2 separate regions of the Homo sapiens genome follow, and region 2 is linked to region 1. A link is a loop called in an ENCODE intact Hi-C map of the cell type or tissue named here. Cell type or tissue: stomach. All regions are shown on one strand. Each heading gives the region's core, and the rest is flanking DNA. Links, peaks and the distances in the headings are about the cores only.

What was found. Peaks named below come from ENCODE experiments on the same cell type or tissue, not always from the same donor. Only the 100,000 strongest peaks of a DNase experiment are listed, where the experiment ranks them.
Region 2: a loop joins it to region 1, with 2.3 times the contacts of the local background. A loop is called at or near these places in 71 of 110 quality-filtered maps.

Annotation. Positions count from the first base shown.
Region 1 is chr17:19,631,130-19,639,533 of GRCh38, reverse strand. It overlaps the pseudogene SLC47A1P2. Among named protein-coding and RNA genes, the nearest start is that of ALDH3A2, 13 kb to the left of the region's middle. In stomach, for the core only: no CTCF peak of the experiment used is centred there; no DNase peak of the experiment used is centred there.
Region 2 is chr17:19,520,645-19,529,048 of GRCh38, reverse strand. No RefSeq gene overlaps it. Among named protein-coding and RNA genes, the nearest start is that of SLC47A1, 9.0 kb to the left of the region's middle. In stomach, for the core only: no CTCF peak of the experiment used is centred there; no DNase peak of the experiment used is centred there.

The sequences.
Region 1 (8,404 bases), core at 47-8,046:
CCCAAAGTGCTGAGATTATAGGCAAGAGCCACAACACCACCAGCCCTAGCACAATGTTTTTAAGGTTCATCCATGCTATAGCATATATCAGAGTTTCATTTCTTTTTAAGATTGATTAATATTCCATTGTAAGTATACCACATTTTGTTTATCCATTTACAAAATGGACATTTGGGTTGATTCTACCTTTTGGCTATTGTGAGTAATGCTGCTGTGAACACTGGTGTACAAATATCTGTTTGAGTCCCTGCAGCATATCATAATTCTATATTTGTTAAAGATCTCACATACTATTTTCTATAGTGGTTGCACCATTTTATGTTCCCATCAGCAATGTACAATAGTTCCAATTTCTCCACATTCTCACCAAAACTTGCTTTCTGTTTTCTTTCTGTAATGACCCCTATAATAGGTATAAAGTAATATCTCATTGTGGTTTGGATTTGCATTTCCCTAATGACTAGTGATGCAGAGAGAATATTTTCATGCCCTGGTTAGCTATGTATCTTCTCTGGAGAAATGTCTGTTCAAGTCCTATGCCTAGTTTTTTTGTTTTTTGTTTTTGAGACAGAGTCTCGCTCTGTCACCCAGGCTGGAGTGCAGTGGCGTGATCTTGGCTCACTGCAACCTCCGCCTCCCAGGTTTAAGTGATTCTCCTGCCTCAGCCTCCTGAGTAGCTGAGATTACAGGTGGCTGCCACCATGCCCAGCTAATTTTTGTGTTTTTAGTAGAGATGGGGTTTCACCATGTTGGCCAGGCTGGTCTTGAACTCCTGACCTCAAGTGATCCACCTGCCTCGGCCTCCCAAAGTACTGGGATTACAGGTGTGAGCCACCATCCCCAGCCATATGCCTAGTTTTGAATTAGGCTGTTTGTATATTTTGTTCTTGTGAGTTGTTAAGAATTTATGTCCGAACATAAATCCCTTATCAGATATATACTATGCAAATACCTTTTCCCATTCAGAAGGTTACCTGTTTATATTATTAATAGTGTCCTTTTATGCACAAAAGTTTCTAATTTTTATGAAGTCCTGTTTATCTATTTTGTTGTTGTTGCTTGTGCATATCCAAGTAATCGCTGCCAAATCCAGATTTCCCCTTATGTTTTCTTCTGGCAGGCTTAGTGTTTGGTCTTATGTTTAGGTCTTTGATCACTTTTTTTTTTTTTTTTTGAGATAGGGTCTCACTCAGTCACCCTGGAGTACAGTGGTGCAATCAGAACTCACTGCAGCCTTCACCTCCCAGGCTCAGGTGATCCTCCCACCTCAGCCTCCTGAGTAGCTGGGACTACAGGCACACATCACCACACCTTTTGTGTGTGTGTGTGTGTGTGTGTGTGTGTGTGTGTGTGTGTGTGTGTGTATTTTTTGTAGAGACAGGGTTTTGCCATATTGCTCAGGCTGGTCTTGAACTCCTGGGCTCAAGCAATCAGCCCATCTTGACCTTCCGAAGTGCTGGGATTATAGGTGTGAGTCACTGTACCCAGACTGACCACTTTTGAGCTAATATTTATATATCGTAAATAGGGGATCAACTTCATTCTTTTCTATGTGGATATCCAGTTTTCCCAGCACAATTTGATGAAAAGACTTTCCTTTTCCCATTGAATGGTATTGGCACCCTTGTTTAAGTCATTTGACCATATATGCAAGGGTTCATTTCTGCATTCCCAATTCTGTCCATAGGCATGTCTTTATGCCAATACCACACTGTGATTATGTAGCTTTGTAGTTTGTTTTGGAATCAAGCAATCTGAGTCCTTTCACTTTGTTCTTCTTTGTCAGACATTTTTGGCTATTTGGGTCCATTGAGATTCCATATGTGTTTTAGGGTGGATTTTTCTATTTCTGCAATATGTCTTAGGGATTTTGATAGAGATTGCATTGAATCTTTAAATCACTTTTGGTAATATTGTTATCTTAACAGTATTAAGTCTTCATATGCATGAGTATGGATTGTCTTTCCGTTTATTTATGTCTTCTTTAATTTCTTTCAATTATGTTTTATAGTTTTTCGTGTACAAGTCTATTGCCTCCATGGTAAATTTATTCCTATGCATTTGATTCTTTTTGATGCTATTAAAAATGTAATTGTTTTCTTAATTTCTTTTTGGGATCATTCATTGCTAGTGTATAGAAATGCAACTCATTTTGTGTGTTGTGATTTGCATCCTGTGACTTCTGAATTTGTTAATTGAGTCTAATGGTTTTGTGGAATGTTAAGGGTTTTATACATATAAGATCATGTTATTTTTGAACACAGGTAATTTTACTCCTTCCTTTCCAATGTAAATGCCTTTTATTCTTTTTGTTGCCTAATTGCACCATCTTAAACTTTCAATAGTATTGTGAATAGAAGTGGGGAAAACAGACATTTTTGTCTTGTTCCTGATCTTAGGGGACAATCTTTTAGTCTTTCACCATTGAGTATGATCTTAGCTGGAGGTTTGTCATATATGGCTTTTATCATTTTGAGGAGCTTTCCTTCTATTCTCACTTTATTAAGTGTTTTTTTTTTTTTCAAAGAAAAGGTGTCATTATTGGTATAGTGAGATTAGTATCTGTATATGTTACCTTTTCTATTTTTTTGTTTTTTGTTTTTTGTTTTTTTGAGACGGAGTCTCACTTTGTTGCCCAGGCTGGAGTACAGTGGCGCGATCTCAGCTCACTGCAAGCTCCGCCTCCCGAGTTCACGCCATTCTCCTGCCTCAGCCTCCCAAGTAGCTGGGACTACAGGCGCCTGCCACCACGCCTGGCTAATTTTTTGTATTTTTAGTAGAGACGGGGTTTCACCTTGTTAGCCAGGATGGTCTCTATCTCCTGACCTCGTGATCTGCCCACCTCGGCCTCCCAAAGTGCTGGGATTACAGGTGTGAGCCACCACGCCCTGCCCACCTTTTCTCTTTGTTGTCCTTGTTACTTTTTTTCTTCCATTGTGGTTTTAACTGAGCATTTTATGAGATGCTATTTTCTTTCTTCTCTTAGCATATTGATTATATTACTTTTTAAAAACTTTTTCATTAGTTGTCCTGGAGTTTGCAATATGCATTTACAACTAACCTAATTCCACTTTTGAATAACACTATTCTTCTTCATGGGTAATGCAAGTGCCTTAGAATATTCTCAGTTCCTCCCTCTTGACCCTTATAACACTGTTGTCATTCATTTTAGCTATGCACAAGCTGTAATAACCAAATACATTGTTGCTATTATTTTCATATATTTTTTATCAATTAAAAATAAGAAGGATAAAATATTTTACCTTCATTTATTCCTTTTCTAGTACATAATTCCTTTCTTTATGTGTATCTGAGTTTCTGAAGTATTTCAGAAAATAGGCTTGGCATTATTAGTAGTATGTGATCTCTAGTAATCACAATGAGACACCACTTCCCACCCACTAGTATGATATAACTAAAATCAAAAAGAAAATCACAAGTGTTAGCAAGGATGTGGAGAAACTGGAAACCTCATACACTGCTGGTGGCAATGAAGAATGGTGCAGCCACCATGGGAAACATTTTGGCAGTTCCTCAAAAAAAATAGAATTATCCGCCTGTAATCCCAGCACTTTGGGAGGCCGAGGCAGGCGGATCATGAGGTCAGGAGATTGAGACCATCCTGGCTAACATGGTGAAACCCTGTCTCTACTAAAGATACAAAAAATTAGCCAGGCATCGTGGCGGGTGCCTGTAGTCCCAGCTACTCAGGAGGCTGAGGCAGAAGAATGGCGTGAACCCAGGAGGCAGAGCTTGCAGTGAGCCAAGATCGCGCCACTGCACTCCAGCCTGGGCAACAGAGCAAGACTCCATCTCAAAAAAAAAAAAAAGAAAGAAAGAAAAAAAATAGAATTATCATATAACCCAGTAATTCCACTCCTAGGTATAGACTCAAAAGAAGCGAAAACAGGTGTTCAAACAAAAACTTGTACACGAGTATTTACTACAGCATTATTCACAATTGCCAAAACATAGAAACAATCTAAAAGTCCATCAACTGATTAATAAACACCAGGTGGCATATCACACAATAAACTATTCAGCCAGAAAAAGGAATCAAGTTTTGAGAGACATGCTACAACATAGAGGAATCGCGGGCCAGGCATGGTGGCTCATGCCTGTAATCCCAGCACTTTGGGAGGCCGAGGTGGGTGGATCACGAGGCCAGGAGTTCAAGACCAGCCTAACCAACATGGTGAAACCCCGTCTCTACTAAAAATACAAAAATGAGCCGGGCATGGTGGCACGCACCTGTAGTCCCAGCTACTCAGGAGGCTGAGGCAGGAGAATTGCTTGAACCTGGGAAGTGGAGGTTGCAGTGAGCTGAGATCGTGCTACTGCACTCCAGCCTGGGTGACAGAATGAGACTCTGTTTCAAAAAAAAAAATAGAGGAATTGCAAAACCATCATGCATGCCAAGTTCAAAAAGCCAGACTCAAAAGGTCACATGTTCTATGATTCCTTCATTATGAAACATCCAAAATAGGTAAATCCACAGGCACAGACAGCAGATTAGTGGTTGCCAGGAACTCAGGGAGAGGGGTATGGGGAGTGAGAGGTTAATAATCTGAGTTTCCTTTTTGGTATGATAAAAATGTTTTGGAAGGGTTAATTTTATGTTATATGAATTTTACTTCAATAAAATCTAGGGCCAGTCACAGTGGCTCACGCCTGTAATCCCAGCACTTTGGGAGACCAAGGCAGGAGGATCTCTTGAGCTCGGAAGTTCAAGACCACCATAGGAAACATAGCGAGATTTCATCTCTACTAAAACTAAAAAAAAAAATTAGCCAGAAGTGGTGGCACACGCCTGTAGTCCCAGCTACATGGGAGGTTGAGGTGGGAGGATCGCTTCAGCCCAGGAGATCAAAGCTACAGTAGCTGTGATCATGCCACTGCTTGAGCCAGGGAGACAGAGCCAGATCCTGTCTCTAAATACATACATACATACATACATACGTACATACATAATCTTCTGGAAAAAAAACTTTTTTTTGGAGTGCAGTGGTGTGATCAGAGCTCACTGTAGCCTCGAACTCCTGGGCTCAAGTGATCTTCCCACCTCAGATCCTGAGTAGCTGGGACTACAGACGTGTGGTTTTGTTGTAGAGATGGGGTTTTGCCATGTTACCAAGGTTGGTCTTGAACTCCTAGGCTCAAGCCATCCACCTGCCTCAGCCTCCCAAAGTGCCGGGATTAGAAGTGTGTACCACCATACCTGACTGAATGTTTTATTCTATAGCATCCTATTCTATATCATAGTTGAAATATTTTGCGTTACCTCTTTGAAGATGTAAGTTTTCTCCCTATAATGCCTATTTTTTTTCTGGTTGCTTTCTCCTATAATTGGATTTTCACAAATAATCTGATAATACTGGGTTGCTTGTTAACACTCAAGAGAGGGAGACAAATAAGCTAAGGGAAGCACTGGTGACATTGGGTGCTTTCCACTGTGGGCTCCTCTCCTGGGAATCTGGTGGGCTTTGTGTGAGAGAATACCCAATATTCAGATTTTTTTAAGGATTTTCTTTTTGGGCTGGTCTAATTTCCTATAAAAGACTAAAACTCTTTTGCTTTGAGGATGAGGCCACCATAGCTGCCAGCATTCTGGGAGCTGAGTAGCAGAAGAGAACACAGCTCTTTATTTTCTACTTTATTTTCTACTTTAAATGAAAGTTGCCACAAAATTAATTAAAAGGCAAAAATGCTAAAAGTTAATCTTTTGTATTGACTGTATAGCTCCAAATATTGTCAGCATACATTGTAAATTTTAAGAGGTTCCATTTTATAAAAGCTTATATGGCAATACCTGAGATAGGACTTGAACAAGCACTTAATATACACTCACTGACAAGATTAAGTACATTCATAGAGAAATACAAAGAAAATAGATCAGCAATAATATTTTACAGGACTATGAACCACTCCCCAGGAGAAGAAAGATGTTTGAAATAAGAAAGAGTAAGTAACCTTTACATCAAGGAAAATCTAATTTGTATATTTAGAAACCATGATAAAATTAACAGGGAAAACTTTACTTAAAATTATAGCCCCTTTCTTGATCTCCAATAGGATAGTGCAATTCCTTGGAATAACCAAGGAAACATCCCTGATATTCTTTCCATCCACAGTTAAGAGTAAAAACTGTCCAAATAACAAGGTCACCTTTCATACTTAACATATGGCATATAATTATCATTTCTAGTTTGTAGAATGGTGGTAATTCTACCATTTTAGCCATGGTCATTGAAAACTCTTAATGAAAATTCCTGCTGAAAGGAAAGTGACAGCAAGAGCTAAAGCCATTCCATGATAGAATATCAGCTGCCTCACTGTCAGGACCTCTCCAGCGGTGGACATTGCATACTGGGTGTTTTCTTCTGGTCTCATCAGTCGAGGGGTCTGGCTCTCTGGTCTGATGATATCAGGCAAAATGATTCCATCAGTTACTTCTCTTCCCAAGATAGGTAGATCTGTTTGCAGAGAATAGTGGGGTATTCACTTATGTCCAGTAAAGGCATATTATGTCAAGTAAAGGCATATTATGAAGTTTACCTAAGAATACGTTATAAACAATAACCCTCAGTTATCAGTTAGTATATGTGAAATTACATTTAAAAATATTTCATAGGAGAACCCACAGGTGATCTCACCAATTACTAGGGCTGAGACAAGTTTTATTGAGCAAGAGAGCAGGATCTTGCAAACTGAGCAACTCTGGCTACACTGTTTCAGTTTTCGTACCTCAGACATTGAATATACTAGAGAATGGCCTCTGTTACCTGAGGAGGTAGGCATGGTCTCTTTATTCCCTTTTAGTCCAGCTTGAACCTGTGCCTAGAAACAAGTGTCACATGAGTAAATGCAGAGTAAGTTTAATCACGCTAGTAGTTGTTTGCTAAAACTTTGACTTAAAGCCATTGTGGGCTGGGCGCAATGGCTCACACCTGTAATCCCAGCACTTTGGAAGGTTGAGGTGGGCGGATCACCTGAGGCCAGGAGTTTAAGAACAGCCTGGCCAACATGGCAAAACCCCATGTCTACTAAAAATGCAAAAAATTAGCCAGGCGTGGTGGTGGGCTAATCCCAGCTACTCAGGAGTCTATGGCAGGAGAATAATTTGAATCCAGGAAGTGGGGGTCGCAGTGAGCCAAGATTGCACCATTCCACTGCAGTCTGAGTGACAGAGTGAGACTCTGTCTCGAAAAATAAATAAAGCTACTATGAAACCTACTGCTAATGGGTTACAGTATCTAGCACAGTCTGTCTTGGTCCTGGATGTGCCATAAAGCAAGAGAACAACACCAGAAAAACACAGACTCAGTTCACAACAATAATATAAAAAGCTGCTGTTGCTGGAGCGGCAAGTTTAACATATCATTTGCACTTGTGCCCTTCAGTGCTCCGAAACACAGATAGAAGGAAGAAGGTCTGAAGGTCAATGGTATTGTGATCTAATGGGTAGTTTATGGCCCATCTTAATCTCCTATAAAGTTTAGTCCCTGAATAAATCAAACAGAAGATAGGAAAGATACAATGCATCATAGTTAGGCAAATCTAAAGCATAAAGGTGGTCAAAGCTTAGACAGTGATGGTTGACATGCCTAAACTCATCTTGTTTCCTTATTAATAATCCCTAAGCCAACCACCCATCTCTTTTTTTAAAAAAGTATTATTATTATTTTTAGTAGAGATGGCTTCTTGCTATGTTGCCCAGGCTAGTCTTGAACTCCTGGCCTCAAGTCATCCTCCTGCCTCAGCCTCCTAAAGTGCTGGGATTACAGGTGTGAGCCACTGTACCCAACCACCCATCTCATCTCAAGCCTCAAACAATAAAAACTGCTTGGCCAGGCATGGTGGCTCACGCCTGTAATCCCAGCACTTTGGGAGGCTAAGGTGGGTGGATCATGAGGTCAGGAGTTCGAGACCAGCCTGGCCAACAAAGTGAACCCCCCCAACCCACGACCGTCTCTAGTAAAAATACAAAAAATTAGCCGGGCGTGGTGGCACGTGCCTGTAATCCCAGTTATTTGGGAGTCTGAGACAGGAGAATCGCTTGAACCCAGGAAGCAGTGGTTGCAGTGAGCTGAGATCGCGCCATTGCACTCCAGCCTGGGCAACAGAGCGAGATTCCGTCTCGAGAAAAAAACAAACAAAAAAATGGCTCCCAGTTCAGCATGTAGATGCTCACATCAGTGAAGATGCAGACTCTATCCACATGTTGTTGTTCTGCCCCCAAAGTACTTCCCACAGATCACAGATACTTAACATAGTGCTTTTATGAAACTATGGACAAAATAGAAAGAGGCATAAAGAACAGCTAACAAGTCAGTATAAACAGGAAACAAACTACTATTTTCCTACAACTAGTACACCCAAACAGCAAAATATATATATCTTTAAA
Region 2 (8,404 bases), core at 203-8,202, 110 kb after region 1:
ATCTCAGCTCACTGCAACCTCCACCTCCCAGATTCAAGCGATTCTCCTGCTTCAGCCTCCAGAGTAGCTTGGATTACAGATGTGCGCCACCATGCCTGGCTAACTTTTTTTGTATTTTTAGTGGAGATGGGGTTTCACCATTTTGGCCAGGCTGGTGTCGAACTCCTGACCTCAAGTGATCCACCCGCCTCGGCCTCCCAAAGTGCTGGGATTACAGGTGTGAGCCACCGTGCCCGGCCCTGATTCTCTTTTTTTTTTTTTTTTTTTTGAGATTAAGTCTCACTCTTTTGCCCAAGCTGGAATGGTGAGAACTCAGCTCATTCCAACCTCCACCTCCTGGGTTCAAGCGATTCTCCTGCCTCAGTCTCCCGAGTAGCTGGGACTACAGGCATGTGCCACCACACCTGGCTAATTTTTGTATTTTTAGTAGAGACAGGGTTTCACTGTATTGACCAGGCTGGTGTCGAACTCCTGACCTCAAGTGATCCACCCGCCTCGGCCTCCCAAAGTGCTGGGATTACAGGTGTGAGCCACCGTGCCCGGCCCCGATTCTCTTTTTTTTTTTTTTTTTTTTTTTTTTTGAGATTATGTCTCACTCTTTTGCCCAAGCTGGAATGGTGAGAACTCGGCTCATTCCAACCTCCACCTCCTGGGTTCAAGCGATTCTCCTGCCTCAGTCTCCCGAGTAGCTGGGACTACAGGCATGTGCCACCACGCCTGGCTAATTTTTGTATTTTTAGTAGAGATGAGGTTTCACTATGTTGGCCAGGCTGGTCTCGAACTCCTGACCTCATGATCTGCCCGCCTCAGCCTCCCAAAGTGCTGGGATTACAGGTGTGAGCCACCGTGCCCGGCCCTCGATTCTCTTTTTATTGTAGAATTGATGGTGGTCATTGTGGCTAGTTCCCCAACATTCCTTTCACCCCAGATGGGTCATTTAGCCAGCCACAAGAATCTCATTTTCCTTCTCAGGGCCCTATGTAGGAATGGACATGCATGACCCAATTCTATTTAATGTATTTATATGTATATTAGAGACAGAGTCTCACTATGTTGCCCAAGCTCATGATCCAATTCTAGCCATGAAGCCTGAGTGAAAATCTAATGGCGTTTCTGGAAAAACTTTCCTATTTCTAACAGTCAGAGAAGAAAAAGGCCCCTATTTTCTCCTTCAGATATTGTGGCATCCGAATTTTTTTTTTTCGAGACAGAGTCTCACTCTGTTGCCCAGGCTGGAGTGTAGTGTGTGATCTTGGCTCACTGCAACCTCTGCTTCCTGGGCTCAAGAGGTCCTCCCACCTCAGTCTCCCAAATAGCTGGGACCACAGGAGCCCGTCACCACACCTGGCTAATTTTTGTATTTTTTTGTAGACACGGGGTTTCACCATGTTGCCCAGGCTGGTCTCGAACTCCTGAGCTCAAGCAATCCACCTGCCTTGGCCTCCCAAAGTGCTGGAATTACAGGCGTGAGCCACCACACCCAGTGGTATCTGAATGTTATGCCTGGAAGTGCTACAACCATAATGCTGCTGGCCCTGGGATAAAGCCAATATTGGAAAAGGGCAAAGCCAAGAGAATCACAGATATTAAATGAAGACAGAGAGGGAGAGAGAGAGGGAGGCAGAGAGAGTATAAACAGGTGATTGTAAAGGGTAAATACCTGTTTTTGGCAAGAAAGGGGAAGGCTTTTTAAAATTTAGACACACAGGGTAGTGCAGAGGCTTACGCCTGTAATCCCAACACTTTAGAAGGCTGAGGCAGGAGAATTGTTTGAGCTCAGGAGTTCAACACCAGCATGGGCAACATGTTGAAACCCCGTCTCTACAAAAAAAAAAAAAATACAAAAATTAGCTAGGTGTGGTGGCATGCGCCTGTAGTCCCAGCTACTTGGGAGGCTGAAGTGGGAGGATCACTTGAGCATGGAGGGGGGTGGAGGCTGCAGTGAGCTGTGATTGTGCCACTGCACTCCAGCCTAGATGACAGAGTGAGGCCCTGTCTCAAAAAATAAATAAATAAATTTAGATACACAGAAAGAGAGCCAACTTTTTCAGTTTTGTTAACTTTGCCCACAAATCATAAAGGAAAACGCAGAACTCAAAACTGACCAATTGGTTGAGCTACAGGAATCAAAGGCTGCTCTCCATTCCAGGGAAAGAAAAGGCCCTTTTCTAATTGAATAAATTGCACTCACACTGTATATAAACAATAAAGACAAAACTGAGGAGCCAGGAGACATTGGGATCTCCAAGATAAACACACAAACCAAAACAAGAACAACAAAAATCTACTACCAATAATCAGAATTCCTGCTCAGTCTGCTGTCTGGCAGAGTTCGCCTAATGGTCAGATCATGAAAACCTCACTGAAGGGGCCATAAGTCGCTGTATACAAATCAGAACACAAGCCAGAAACAGACCTGGCCAAGAATCAGACAGAATCTAGAAAGTAAAACAGAAACAAAGCCAGCAAACAGTTAAAAAAACACAGGAGGCGGCGCGGTGGCTCACGCCTGTAATCCCAGCACTCTGCGGGGCCGAGGCGGGCGGATCATCTGAGGTCTGGTGAAACCCCTTCTCTACTAAAAATACAAAAATTAGCTGGGCATGGTGGCGCAAGCCTGTAATCCCAGCTGCTCAGGAGGTTGAGGCAGGAGAATCGCTTGAACCCAGGAGGTGGAGGTTGCAGTGAGCCGAGATCACGCCACTGCACTCCAGCCTGGGCAACAAGAAACTGTCTCACAAAAAAAAAAAAAAAAAAAAAAAAAAAAAAAAAAAAAAAACAGATTCGTGAGAGTTAAGCTTTAAGCTTTATTGCATCATGAAATTCATCCTTGGCCGGGCGCAGTGGCTCACGCCTGTAATCCCAGCACTTTGGTTTGGGAGGCCGAGGCGGGCGGATCATGAGGTCAGGAGATCGAGACCATCCTGGCTAACACGGTGAAACCCCGTCTCTACTAAAAATACAACAGCAACAAAAAAATTACCCGGGCGCAGTGGCAGGCGCCTGTAGTCCCAGCTACTCGGGAGGCTGAGGCAGGAAAATGGCGTGAACCCAGGAGGTTGAGCTTGCAGTGAGCCGAGATCGAGCCACTGCACTCCAGCCTGGGCGACAGAGCGAGACTCTGTCTCAAAAAAAAAAAAAAAAAAAAAAGGAAATGCATCCTTATTGGGAGGATCAAAGGATAAAATGAGTGTAAAAGTACACTATGACTCCTTTTTTTTGAGACAGGGTTTCACTCTGTCACCCAGGCTGGAGTGCAGTGGCATGATTTTGGCTCACTGCAGCCTCAACCTCCTAGGCTCAAGTGATCCTCCCACTTCAGCCTCCTTAGTAAGGATTACAGGCACTCACCACCATGCCTGGCTAATTTTTTTATTTTTTATAGAGATAGGGTCTACCTGTGTTGCCCAGGCGAGCCTCAAACTCCTGAGCTCAAGTGATCCTCCAGCCTCCGTTTGCCAGAGTGTTGGGATTACCGACATGAGCAGCCATGCCTGCCTGTGAACCCTATTGAGGAATGCAAATATAAGCCATCACTATTAACGTCATCATCTCCAAGTTATAGGAGCTTTAGAAATTATCTAGGTTCGGCAGGGCGCGGTGGCTCACACCTGTAATCCCAGCACTTTGGGAGGCTGAGGCAGGCAGATCACCTGAGGTAAGGAGTTCAAGACCAGCCTGACCAACATGGCAAAACCCCGTCTCTACTAAAAATACAAAAAAATTAGCCAGGCGTGGTGGCGGGCGCCTGTAGTCCCAGCTACTGGGGAGGCCGAGGCAGGAGAATGGTGTGAACCTGGGAGGTGGAGCTTGCAGTAAGCCGAGATCGCGCCACTGCACTCCAGCCTGGACGACAGAGTGAACAGAGCGAGACCCCGTCTCAAAAAAAAAAGAAAGAAAATGATCTAGGTTCATCTGTGCACCTGGACAAACCGCCCCGGAAGCTCCAGTAGATCAGTGCCTCCAGGCTTTCTGGGTGGACCCTTCCCAGTGGGAGAAAAAGCCAGAAGCAGATGCATTTTAAACAAGGGAAGAATGTTATCTGCAGAACAATTGCATGGTCAGACTTCAGGGAATGGATTTCCAAATCAGAAGACACTACAGGTTTTTGAAGAAAAAAAAAGACAAGATTACCAAAGTTACTGTCTGTTAATGATATGAAAAAAAGAAAAAACAGCGAAAATTTCACATGAAAATCATATCCATAAAGGTCATAACACATCTTCAGATATTAGCATTACAAAAATCAGAGAGAAGAATTTCAGGTCAGGGAGTCAACAACTTCCAGGAACAACTCAAGTTTCACTGATTTGGGATACTAGGACTTGACAGAGTAACCCTGGTTTTTTTGGTTTGGTCTGATTTATCTCAGAGCCCAGTGTTTGGTTTGTAATTTTTTCCTAACTGTGGGATGTGATGCCTGCACTTAGCCATCACCATAGCGGTTCAAAGCGTCAGGTTTTGGGGGGTTTTTTTTGTTTATTTTTGTTTTGAAACAGAGTCTCTGTTGTCCAGGCTCGGAGTGCAGTGGCAAGATCTTGGCTCACTGCAACCTCTGCCTCCTGGATTCAAGAGATTCTCATGCCTCAGTCTCCCAAGTAGCTGGGACTACAGGCACACGCCACCACGCTTGGGTAATTTTTGTATTTTTAATAGAGACAGGGTTTCACCATGTTGGCCAGACTGGTCTCAAACTCCTGACCTCAAATGACCTGCCCACCTCTGCCTTCCAAAGTGCTAGGATTACAGGCGTGAGCCACGGTGGCCAGTCTGTTTCTTGTTGGTGGTGGTGGTTTTTGTTTTGTTTTGTTTCTCGAGACAGCATCTTGCTCTGTCGCCCACGCTGGAGTGCAGTGGTACTATCATGGCTCACTGCAACCTTTACCTCCCTGGCTCAAGTGATCCTCCCGCTTTAGCCTCCCAAGTGGCTGGGACTACAGGCTCATGCCACCACGCCCAGCTAATTTGTTGTTGTTGGTAGAGATGGAGTTTTGCCATGTTGCCCAGGGTGGTCTTAACTCCTGCGCTGAAGCAATCCTCCCGTCTTGGCCTCTCAAAGTGCCGGGATTACAGGCATGAACCACTGAGCCTGGTCATGAATTTAAATCTTATATGATTCCTCCTCTTTGAAACTTGATAACCATGTGGCAAACATTCCTAAACACGTGGTTGCCTCTCGGGGAACACATAAACAATGAAAAGTGGCAAAATCAAGATAATTCCAATACACATGTACGAGAAATTCTAACAACCCGGATTGGATGTCCCCAAGTTGCCCAACCTGCTAAGGTCACCCTATCATCTAAAATCAAAATTAAAATGGTCGAACCGAACCCCAGCTTACCTGTAGTGGGAAACCCAACACCCTTCCCCGTAATATCTCCAAAAGAGGCTTGTGGTGGTGGGTTAGACAAGGGGCAGTGGTGATTGGTTTAGGCAAATCAGGATCAATCCCTTGAAACTTAGATATGCTTAAGTATGCATAAGTGAAATGAATGACAGCAACCATAGAAAGGAATGAGAGGGAGGAATTAGGATTATTTTGTTATTATAAAGCACTTGTATTACCTGTGAAGTGACACATTGTTATTTGGAAGTGGACTTGAATTAATTGTAAATGTATATTGCAAACTTTTGGGGAACCACTAAGAAAAAGTTTTTAAAAAAGAAAAAGAAACACAGGCTAGGCAAGGTGGCCCACGCCTGTAATCCCAGCAATTTGGGAGCTGAGGTGGGAGGATTGCTTAAGCCTCGGAGTTCAAAACCAGCCTGGGCAACGTAGCAAGATCCCATCTCTATTAAAATAATAATAATAATAATAATAAAATAAAGCTATTTTAAATATAAAGACATCTAGATTAAAGGCAAAGGGATGCAGAAAGATATATTATGCTAACGCTTATCAACAGAAAGCAAGGGTTAGCTATACTGACTTTAGACAGAACAGATTTCAGAGCAAAGAAAGGGATATCTTTATAAGGGTATTACACAATGGTAAAGGGGTTAATGCATAGCAATTTTTTTTTTTTTTTTGAGACAGGGTCTTGCTCTCTTTGTGTCACCCAGGCTGGAGTGCAGTAGTGTGATCTCGGCTCACTGCAACCTCCTCAAGTGGTCCTCTCACCTTAGCCTCCCGAGTAGCTGGGACTATAGGCACATGCCACCATGCTTGGCTAATTTTTGTATTTTTTTGCAGAGACAGGGTTTTGCCATGTTGCCAAGGCTGGTCTCAAACTCCTGGACTCATGCAATCTGCCCACCTCGGCCTCCCAAAGTGCTTCACCTGGCCCCATAGCAATCCTTAATGTGTGAAGCAAAAACTGATAGAACTACAAGGAGAAATACATGAATCCACTATTATTGGTTGAAGATTTCAACACCCCTCTATCAAAAATGAACAGATCTAGCGAGCAGAAACTCAGTAACTCAGTAGCACCACCAGTCAAGCAGATATATAAGTATTTGTAGGCTGCTTCATCCAGCAACGGCAGAATATACATTCTTCTCAAGGTAGCATGGAACATCCATGAGATAGGCCATTTTCTGGGCCATAAAACACACCTTAACAAATTCAAAAGAATAGAAACCACACAGACCAGGCATGGTGGCTCACACCTATAATCCCAGCACTTTGGGAGGCCCAGGCGGGTGGATCACCTGAGGTTGGGAGTTCGAGACCAGCCTGACCAACATGGAGAAACACTGTCTCTACTAAAAATACAAAATTAGCTGGGCATAGTTGCTCATGTCTGTAGTCCCAGCTACTCGGGAGGCTGAAGCAGGAGAATCACTTGAACCTGGGAGGCGGAGGTTGCGGTGAGCCAAGGTCAAGCCATTGCACTCCAGCCTGGGCAACAAGAGCGAAACTCTGTCTCAAAGAAAAAAAAAAAAGTTAAAGGAAGTGAGGTAAAGTGCACAGGGCTTCAGAAGAACATTTTGGGCCGGGCACGATGGCTCATGCCTGTAATCCCAGCACTTTGGGAGGCCCAAGTGGATGGATCACCTGAGATTGGGAGTTCGAGACCAGCCTGACCAACACGGAGAAACCCTGTCTCTACTAAAAATACAAAATTTAGCCGGGTGTGGTGGTGCATGCCTATAATCCCAGCTACTCAGGAGGCTGAGGCAGGAGAATCGCTTGAACCAGGGAGGCAGAGGTTGCAGCAAGCCAAGGTCGCGCCATTGTACTCCAGCGAAACTATGTCTCAAAAAAAATAAATAAAAGAAAGAAAAGAAAAAGAAAAAGAAACCACACAAAGTATGTTGTCAGGACACAATAAAATTAAACTAGAAATCAATAACAGAAAGCTAGCTGGAAAAAGCCCAAAATATCTGGAGATTAAACAACACATTTCTTTTTTGAGACAGTTTCACTCTTGTTGCCCAGGGTGGAGTGCAATGGCGCAATCTCGGCTCACTGCAACCTTCGCCTTCCGGTTTCAAGCGATTCTCCTGCCTCAGCCTCTCAAGTAGCTGGGATTACAGGAATGCGTCACCATACTCAGCTAAGTTTTTGTATTTAGTAGAAACGGGGTTTCACCGTGTTGGTCAGACTGGTCTTGAACTCCTGACCTCAGGAAATCCACCCGCCTCAGCCTCCCAAAGTGCTGGGATTACAGGTGTGAGCCACTGCGCCGGCCAACAACACGCTTTTGAGTAACACATGGGCCAAAGAAGAAATCCCAAGAAAAGTTTTAAAACATGTTGGTCATGAATTTAAATCTTATGAAAATGAAAATACAAACTATCAGAATTTGTGGGATGCAGAATTAAAAAATAGTGCTTAGGGGGATATTTCTAGCATTGACTGCATCTATGAGAAAAGAGAAAGATCTAAAATCAATCATCTAAGCTTCTACCATAGGAAACAAGAAAAAGAAGAGCAAATTAAATCCAAAGCAAACAAAAGAAAAGAAAAAAAGAAATTAGAGCAGAAGCCAATAGAATTGGAAATAGGAAATCAATAGAGAAAAACCAACAAAACCAAAAGCTGGTTCTTTGAAAAGAAAAATCATTGTGGTTCTGTGAGCACAGAATAGGAGCAGAATGGGTGTAAAGCAGGCAACCAAGAGTGAGCGTCTGACATGTATGCTCAGCAGAAGTCCATATCCTTGTCCAAGATGTCAAAGAAATCTCTTGATACATCTCTGGGCTTGAAGCACTGCCCTACAAGGTGCCCCCATGTACACCCCGACAGAGGACGCCCCTCCGCCCCACCCAGCTCACACCTAGTCATATGCAGATGTAAGACCCTGAGATTTTAAGCCCAAATGGGCAAAACATGTGGCCACATCTTTTTTATGACTTTTTGTTCAAAACATGTGGCCACATTTTAAGGGGGCCTGCCCCTCCACACCCCTGGGTACTTCTCGCAAGGTGGAGACAAGAGAGTGGGAAAAGAAAT